Regions from separate parts of the Homo sapiens genome. Here region 2 is linked to region 1. Evidence: read pairs that join two places in POLR2A ChIA-PET (ENCODE). Cell type or tissue: PC-9. All regions are shown on one strand. Links, peaks and the distances in the headings refer to the core of each region. The heading gives the core; the rest is flanking DNA. Region 1 overlaps LOC105369213 (a long non-coding RNA gene). Region 2 overlaps BCO1 (beta-carotene oxygenase 1).

Region 1 (4,392 bases), core at 263-4,262:
AAATGCTTTTCCCTATTACCCTCTTCTCTTTGCTGGCAGCCATGGTGCATTGGACCATTAGCCTCTCTGGGTATCAGTTTCCTCATTATTATACCTATGGGTATCAGAAATGTACCTACATCTGAGGGGGACTGTGAGATGAGGGAGGTAAAGCCCTCATCCCCATGGGGCAAAACCAAGGCTGACTATTTTAGGAATTGTTACTGGGAAGAAGAAGACCTCCTGTGAAAGCATGAACTTGGAAACAAGGAATCTGGGCTCCAGTTCCAAGTCTGCCCCTTCCTTAGTTTTATGGCTGTGGGCTGCTCAGCCACCCTCTTTGGACTTAATTTCCCCATCATAAGACCCACCTATAGCATATGCAGAATTAGCAAATCTACAGAGACAGAACGTAGATCAGTGGTTGCCAAGGACCAGGAAAGCAGAGAGCGGGCCTATCGGAAGGTAAAAGATAAGGGGTACAGGGCTGCTCTTTGGGATGATAAGAATGTTCTAAAATGGATTGTGACGATGGCTGCTCAGCTCTGTGAATGTGCTGAAGCCTCTGTACTGTACACTTTACATGCATGAGTTGCATGGGATGTGAATTATATCTCAAGAAAGCTGTTTTGAAAAATATCTGTGGACTGGGCACATTGGCTCATACCTGTAATCTCAGCTATTTGGGAGGCTAAGGAGGGTGGACCACTTGAGCCCAGGAGTTCAAGACTAGCCTGGACAACATGATGAGACCTCCATCTCTACAAAAAACTTTAAAAATTAGCCAGGCCTGGTGGAGTGAGCCTGAGTCACAGCTACTCGGGAAGCTGAGGCAAGAGGATCACTTAAGCCCAGGAGGCAGAGGTTGCAGGCAGTGAGCCGAGATCATGTGCCACTGCATTCCAGCCTGGGCAACAGAGTAAGACCCTGACCAAAAAAAAAAAAACACCCTTAGAGGGTTATTTCAAACCCAGACCTCCTTTCCCCTCCTCCACCACCACCTCCAAAGGCAGTGACCAGGCTGAGGTCCACCGCCCTGCCCCAGGGAACCTCGCCAACCCTACCCCTCTACCCCCACAGCCAAAATGACCAGAAAACCCCCTGGAGCCCTTGAGTCTAGTTTCCTTTCCCAACATTGTTCAGAGAAGCACACATCCGTGGCGACGAGCCGAGTCCCAGCTGCTGGCTGGCAGGCCTCTGTGAGAGGAAGTACCACCCAGAATGGGCTTTCAATGGGGTTAGGCCTCACTGCTTCTGGAGGTAGGGGAGGGCAGACCCCTCTGCTATTTAAATTGTGGCCAGCTTGGTGGAGCCCCCGGTTTAATGGTTTTGTGGGTTTTGTTTTGTTTTGTTTTTTTTACTGCCCAGGCTGGAGTGCAGTGGTTGGATCTCAGCTCACTGCAACCTCTGCCTCCTGGGCTCAAGTGATTCTTGTGCCTTAGCCTCCTGAGTAGTTGGGACTACAGGCGTGCATCACCACGCCTGGCTTTTTTTTTTTTTTTTTTTTTTTTTTGTATTTTTAGTAGAGACGGGATTTCACCGTGTTACCCAGGCTGATCTCAAACTCCTGAGCTCTGGCAGTCCACCCACCTCAGCTTCCCAAAGTGCTAGGATTACAGGCATAAGTCACTGTGCCCGACCCATGGTTTTGCTTTGAGCACCTCTAACCTGGAGTCCTGGTGGAGCTCATTTATTCATTCAACAAACATTTGCGGAGTGCCTGCAAGGGGCCAGGCACTCCCAGGCTCCAGGGATATAGCAGCAACCATCAAAGTCCTGCATGATGGGCACAGAGTGTAGTTGGAGGAACACAAAAAGGGGGCTTTGGAGTGAGACAGAGCTGGTTCCAGTCCCAGTCGCTCACTCTCTGTAGCTCTGCACAGCATTTGCAGCCGCTGTAAGCTTCACTTTCTTCTTTGGTAAATAGGGCTGCTGTGGAGGAGTGAGTCTGCGAACGCATATCCAAGTCCTGGGCATGGATCCTGGTTAGATGGGACCCCTGGAGCTGACTCAGTAGTCACTACATTGCAATGAACTCTCAACATGCGGACCCTGTTATGCTAAGAACCAGACTGCAACCAGGCATTTGCCAGGCCCCAAACCTCATGTAAAATCAAGACAGCCAGTTGAAAGCCAAGAGCAATAGTGTACAAGAGCAGCTGAAAACATGGGACACAGAGACAGGTGGGCCTCAGTGTGAATCCCAGCTCTGCCTCTTACCCCCCTGTGTCTCCAACAATGTAATAGTCTCTGAGCCTCAGTTTCCCAATCTGCACTGCTGAAGACAAAAGCCCCTCGTTCTCATGTCTGGAGTCTCCACTAGGACGTATTCAGCTTCCACAAAAAGGCTATCAATGATCTCACATTGCTGGAAGCCCAGGAGTGGTTGGGGTGCAGACAAGGTACACTGAGAAGTTCAAGTGTGTCAACAGGGACACCGATTATTTCCACATCTGCCACTCCTGGCAACCAGACCTGAAAGGGAAGAGACTGAAAAGAGTACACCTTTTCCCAACGCCCCCCCACACCCAGCATGCTTTCCCTCTGTCTCATTGGCCAGAAATGGGTCACAAAGCCTGCTCTGCCTCAGTCACTCTCCAAGAAAATGGGATTTTCCACATTTGGCAGTATATTTAGGATGGATCAGCTTCCCCCACATCATGAGAGGATGCCCAAGAGTATGTGGCCAAACAGGGCAGCTGTCGGCAGGGGCAAGGGGAGATGGTGTCAGGCAGGCAGTCTGCAGGGTCCTGCAGTGGTCATAGGCTGCACCAGGCAGCTGGCACAGAGCAAGAAGGCATCCGAAGGTCTCCCTTTTGTTCCCACCACAGACCAGCAAGCCAAGCTTCCTTTCTTAGCCTTTTCAGTCATTCTTTTTTTTGGAGATGGAGTCTCACTCTATTGCCCAGGCTGGAGCACAGTGGCATGATCTTGGCTCACTGCAACCTCCACCTCCCTGGTTATCCTGCCTCAGCCTCCCGAGTAGCTGGGATTACAGGCATGCACCACCACACCCAGCTTTTTTTTTTTTTTTTGTATTTTTAGTAGAAACAGGGTTTCACCATGTTGGCCAGGCTGGTCTTGAACTCCTGACCTCAGGTGATCCACCCACCTCGGCCTCCCAAAGTGCTGGGATTATAGGCGTGAGCCACCGTGCCTGGCCCCTTTCATTCATTGGACAAACACTGAGCCCTTATTTAATACCAGGCCCCGTGTCTTACCTTCCAAAGGCTGCCGTAACAAATTACCATGAACTTGGTGACTTAAAAAAAAATAGAGATATATCATCTCACAGTTCTGGAGGCCAGAAGTCTGAATGCAAGGTGCCAGCAGCAGCACTGGTTCCCTCCTTAGGCCCTAGGTGAGAATCTGCCCCACGCCTTTCTCCCGGGTTCTGTGGTTGGTGGTGATCATGCGCTCCTTGGCTTGGAGCTGCATCACTCTAACTCTGCCTCTGTCTTCTCATGGCCCTCTGCTCTCTGTCTCAAATACCCCTCTCCTTTCTCTGGTAAGAACACCAGTCCTCTGATTGAGTGTCCACCCTGAATCCAGGATGTTCTCATCTTGAGATCCTTAACTTAATTACCTCCATAAAGACCCTATTTCCAGCCTTGCACCAGTGGCTCACACCTGTAATCCCAGCACTTTGGGAAGCCGAAGTGGGCAGATCACTTAAGGCCAGGAGTTTAAGACCAGCCTGGCCAACATGGTGAAACCCCGTCTCTACTAAAAATACAAAAAGTAGCCAGGCGTAGAGGCACAGCCTGTAGTCCCAGCTAGTTGGGAAGCTGAGGCAGGAGAATCATTTGAGCCCAGGAGGTGGAGGTTGCAGTGAGCGGAGATCCTGCCCTGGCACTCCAGCTTGGGCAAGAGAGAGAGACTCCAACTCAAAAAAACAAACAAACAAGCAAACAAAAACAAAAACAAACCTTATTTCCAAGTAAGGTTACATTCACAGGTGCAGGGTTTAGGACTTAGTTTTTTTGTTGTTGTTTTTTTTGGGTGGGGGGTTGGGGGGGGTCACAATTCAACCCACTGTACCCTATATTAGGCAAATAGATTAGACCTATTTACCTCTCAATGGGGAGACAGCAGGAAGAGGCATTTACTATCACAGAATGGCAAGAGCTGAATTAGAGGGACAAATCAGGCAAGGGCTAATCCTCTGCCTCATGGAGCTGCGAAGACTTCTCAGAGGAGGTAACCTCAGAACTGGGTCCTGAGGGATGAGCAAGAGTTCTCCAACAGCACCAGAGAGAGGGAAGCTTTGTCTAAAACAAGGCTGTGTTTCACAAAACTCATCAGTGCTTTTAGAAGTCAGAATAGTCCTGGCTACTTGGGAGGCTGAGATGGGAGGATCCCTTGAGCACAGGCGTTTAAGGCTGCAGTGAGCTGTGACAACACCAGTGTACT
Region 2 (4,392 bases), core at 239-4,238, 510 kb after region 1:
TCAGGAGGCTGAGAGAGGAGAATAGCTTGATACGTAGGCGGAGGTTACAGTGAACTGATATCGCACCACTGCGCTCCAGCCTGGGTGACAGAGTGAGACTCTATCTGAAAAAAAAAAAAAAGAAAAACTAAAAGTGCACGTGAAGGCAGAGATGGTGGAGTAACACAGTGTCAGTGGGTAGCAGTGGCTCCCTTCAGACGTGGGGGTGGATGGGAGGCAGGAGGGGGGAAGTGAGTTGGGGAGGATTTTATACATGGCTTTCTATACTTGTATATTCTTTGAATAGGTAACACTGAGAACTACTGGATATTTTACAAAAGTGAAGTGACAACGCAAAAAAAAAAAAAAAAAAAAAAAGACCAGGTGCAATGGCTCACACATGTAATCCCAGTACTTTGGGAGGGGAAGGGAGGAGGATCACTTGAGTCCAGAGTTTGAGGCTAGCCTGGGCAACATAGCAAGACCCCAATCTCTACAAAACAACAAAAAATTAGCCAGGCATAGAGACATGTGCCTCTGGTTCCAGCTACTTGGGAGGATCACTTGAGCCTGGGAGGTTGAGGGTGCACTGAGCTGTGATTGTACCAGTGCACTCCAGCCTGGGTGACAGAGCAACACTCTGTCTCAAAAACAACCCCCCCACAATAAAAACCCAACAAGTAAATAAACACTAGTAATACATACATACACCCATGCACACGTACATGTATTCATACACATATGCACATACATGCACATATACATGTACACATATACATGCATATGTGCATATACAAGCATGCAATACGTGCATACATACTTTGAGCACTCAGGTGTACCTGAATGGAAGGAGAGGTTTCTATTGAACTGTCTGGTGGAACATACTGTCATTACAATGTCTAAACCTCTGGCCGCTACCGCCCCAACGCTACACACTGGTAGCAGACATGGTTAAGGGGTCTTGTCAACAGGGCGGAGGTGGGGAGGAGCCCAGCTCTCCATAAGGACTGAGGACTCACTCCTTTTGCTGCTGGGCATATGGGGACTGCCAGGGCTTCCATGTTTGCCCAAGATGGCACCCCCTTGCCTGGACAGCCTCATCCAATAACTCATCACCGTGGGGGTACAAAGGCCTGGGGGCCATTCTGAAGGACCATCCAGCTTCAGAACTTGCTGGAAGGTGGGTAGATGCCTCTGGTAGCCTCCTCCCTCTTCCATGCCACTTCCTTGCCTTAAACTTCACCCTCCTGCACACCAGCCTCCCTCCATGGTCAGCCAGCACCCACTGGGCTAGAGTCCAGCCAGACCTCACCTTCTCCTCCCTGTGGAAAGCCAGGCAGGAGGCCCAGCTCATTCTCCGGATGTATGCGGTTGCCATCTTGAGAATATCCAACCTGAAAGGCTGCTCAAGGAAGATGACATAGTTCTCGGTGACTCCAAAGCTGTGGTAGTAGCTTGGGGAGAGCAGGGAGCGGGATGGGATGGAGCAGAACACCTCTGTGTGCTTCCAGGGGCTCTTCCCCTGCTTCTTGCCCTCTAGCAAGACAAAAAGCAAGCCTCAGGAATTGTGCAGGATCTGGCTGCCCCCCCAAGACCACACCACCATCACCTACAAACTGACTTGATTGCTGAAAAAAACCTTTACATTAAACAGCAACGTGTAGACAGACAACAAGGTTGCTGCAGCTGCTGCAGGGGGCCAGGCTGAGACCTTCCACTCAGCACCCACCCCATATACAATCTGAAAACCACTGAACCAAGAGGGAGCCCTCCAGGTAAGGGGTCTTCACCTATAGCCTGGGGGCTAAATCCTGCCTCCACCGGTTTGTCTGAGATAGAGTCTCCCTCTGCTGCCCAGACTGGAATGTAGGGGCACGATCTCAGCCCACTTCAATCTCCGCCTCCCAGGTTCAAGCAATTCTCCTGCCTCAGCCTCCCGAGTAGCTGGTACAATAGGCTCACGCCACCATGCTTGGCTAATTTTTGCATTTTTAGTAGAGATGGGGTTTTGCCATGTTGGCCAGGCTGTTCTCGAACTCCTGACCTCAGGTGATCTGCCCGCCTCGGCCTCCCAAAGTGCTGGGATTACAGGTGTGAGCCACTGCGCCCGGCCATAATTAGGGGTTTTATATAAATGCAGATAGTCAAGCGGGGCTGTAGAATGGCCATTTTATAGATGGGAAACTGAGGCTTAGTGGAATGGGCTATCATTATGGTCAGAGTCATAGGGTTAAGCCAAGAAAACACAGCCCCCTTCGCCTTCCTCCTCTTTTATCAGGGATTACGACTCTCATACAGTGAAGGTAGAGAACAGAATGAAATAAAGCAGTCATCCATGTGCCTCGCCCTGCACCCAAACATGGAAGGTGCTCAATACGTGTTCAGTTTTCTTATTCCTCTGCAAGCATGAGTCACTCGCTGGTCAAAAGGCCTCCCCACCCAGGCCTACGGCTGGCTTATAATGAGTTATCTGCAAACTTCCCCACCTCTCTTGTGGCCACCTGTGCACCCTGTAAACAGCTGGCTGGTGGGAGGGATGCTGTGGGGTTGTGGGATAGTTATCGTCTTTATAAAACAAATGGAACACAATGCAAACTGAAACGAAAAGCACTGTGGCCTGGGAGGAGCAGGATGGGGCATGAGTCGCAGTGCCACCGCCAGCATGGAGCAGGTGCTCAGAGGATCTCTGCTTGCAGGATGTCAGTGGCTCCTGGGAGCTGTGTGACTGGGGTGTGTCATCTGATCCCCTGAGCCTCACAGTCCTCCTCTGTAATACAAGGTGGCAAACTCAAATGCCTAGACAATCCCCAGGTATGGCATTCTAGGATTCTGAGCTTGACCCCTATATCCCTTTACTGGCTTAATTAATGAGAGTTCTATTTAGCAAGTACACTCCGTGTACCTTCTGACCTCGAAGGCTCATATCTCCAGGCAGTGCCTGGTAGTTTGCTCAGGGGGCTCTACAAGACAGTGGGGGATGGGGGAGCAGCAAGGATCACAGGCAGAAACTAGTTTTTTTTAAACTAGAAGGTCAGAGGAAGCACCGTTGTAGTTCTGCACTGTCTCCTGAGTCCTGTCAGCTGTCCTCACAGGCCTAGGTCTCCTGGGTGTGGTTCCCAGGAGGGTCCTGGACAAACATGGGCTAAGAGCCTCCGCCTCCTCCCCCTCAGGATCATGCAATCACAGTCAGCCTGGGCTTTGCTCCAAGATCCCAGCCCCACATGGAGAAGGTCCAGAAGGCCTGGAGAACAGGGCAGGGATCTGGAGTGGATCCCAGCAGGACTGAGCTCCCTAAACAGCCCTGGAAACTTGGCTGCAGGGGCTAGGAATGAAAGTAGGTGGCATAACCTTGTCATAGAAAGTTTTGTCAGGAGACTGAAAAACTGAATGGATGGAAGGATGAATCGATAGGTGGGTGGGTGGGTGCATGCATGAATCGGTGGATAGTAGACAGATGGATGGTGGGTGGATGGATAGATGGTGGATGGAAGGATGGTGAGTGAATAGATGGGTGGTAGATGCACATGGTAGATGGATGTTGGGTGGGTGGATGGATGGATGGTAGATGGATAGATGGATGAATGGTGGGTGTATAGATGGTGGGTAGATGGATGAATGATGGATGGATGGGCAGGTGGGTGGCTCAATGGATGGATGGTGGATAAGTGGATGAGTGGATGGATGGCAGAACATGTAGATGGATGAATGGATTCATGGTGGGTGGGTGGATGGGTAGGTAGATGGATGGTGGATGGATGGTGGGTGGACGGATGGATGGGTAGATGGTGTGTGGGTGGATGGATGAATGGATGGATGGTGGATGGGTGGGTGGATGGATGGATGAATGATGGATGGATGGGTGGGTGGGAAGCTCAATGGATGGATGGATGGTGGGTAAGTGAATGGGTTGATGGATGGGAGAATGGGTAGATGGATAAATGGATTCATGATGGGTGGGCGGGTGGGTGGGTAGATAGATGGTGGATGGGTGGTGGGTGGATGGATGAATGGATGGATGGTGGATGGGTGGATGGATGGGAGAATGGGTAGATGGTTGAATGGATTCATGGTGGGTGGATGGGTGGATGGGTGGGTAGATGGATAGTGGGTAGATGGATGGATGGAGGGATGGTGTGTGGGTGGATGGGTAGGTGGGTGAATGGATGAATGGATGGATGGTGAGTGGCTGGCTAGATAAGGGGTGGATAGGTGGATGGGTGGACGGATGGTGGATGGGTGATGGATAGGTGGATGAATGGTGGGTAGGTGGGTGGATGGATAGTGAGTAGCTGAATGAATGGTGGATAGATGGACGGTGAGTAGATGCATGAATGGATGGATGGTAGATGAAGGAATGGTTGGATGGTAAATAGATGATGGATGGATGGATGGTAGATGGGTAGATAAATTAAT

Evidence for each region. ChIA-PET counts read pairs that join two places held together with the same protein. Peaks named below come from ENCODE experiments on the same cell type or tissue, not always from the same donor. Only the 100,000 strongest peaks of a DNase experiment are listed, where the experiment ranks them.
Region 2: POLR2A ChIA-PET joins it to region 1 with 24 read pairs; 2 of 35 experiments call an interaction of 5 or more read pairs at or near these places.

What each region holds. Positions count from the first base shown.
Region 1 is chr16:81,771,278-81,775,669 of GRCh38, reverse strand. All of the region lies in intron 3 of LOC105369213 (a long non-coding RNA gene), which reads right to left. It also overlaps a transcript of PLCG2 not described here. Among named protein-coding and RNA genes, the nearest start is that of PLCG2, 5.8 kb to the left of the region's middle. In PC-9, for the core only: no CTCF peak of the experiment used is centred there; no DNase peak of the experiment used is centred there.
Region 2 is chr16:81,265,031-81,269,422 of GRCh38, reverse strand. It overlaps BCO1 (beta-carotene oxygenase 1), which reads right to left. Exons shown (of 11, transcript NM_017429.3): 6 at 1,292-1,515. Among named protein-coding and RNA genes, the nearest start is that of BCO1, 29 kb to the right of the region's middle. In PC-9, for the core only: no CTCF peak of the experiment used is centred there; a DNase peak (open chromatin) is centred at 2,472; H3K4me3 peaks cover 478 bases; H3K27ac peaks cover 559 bases.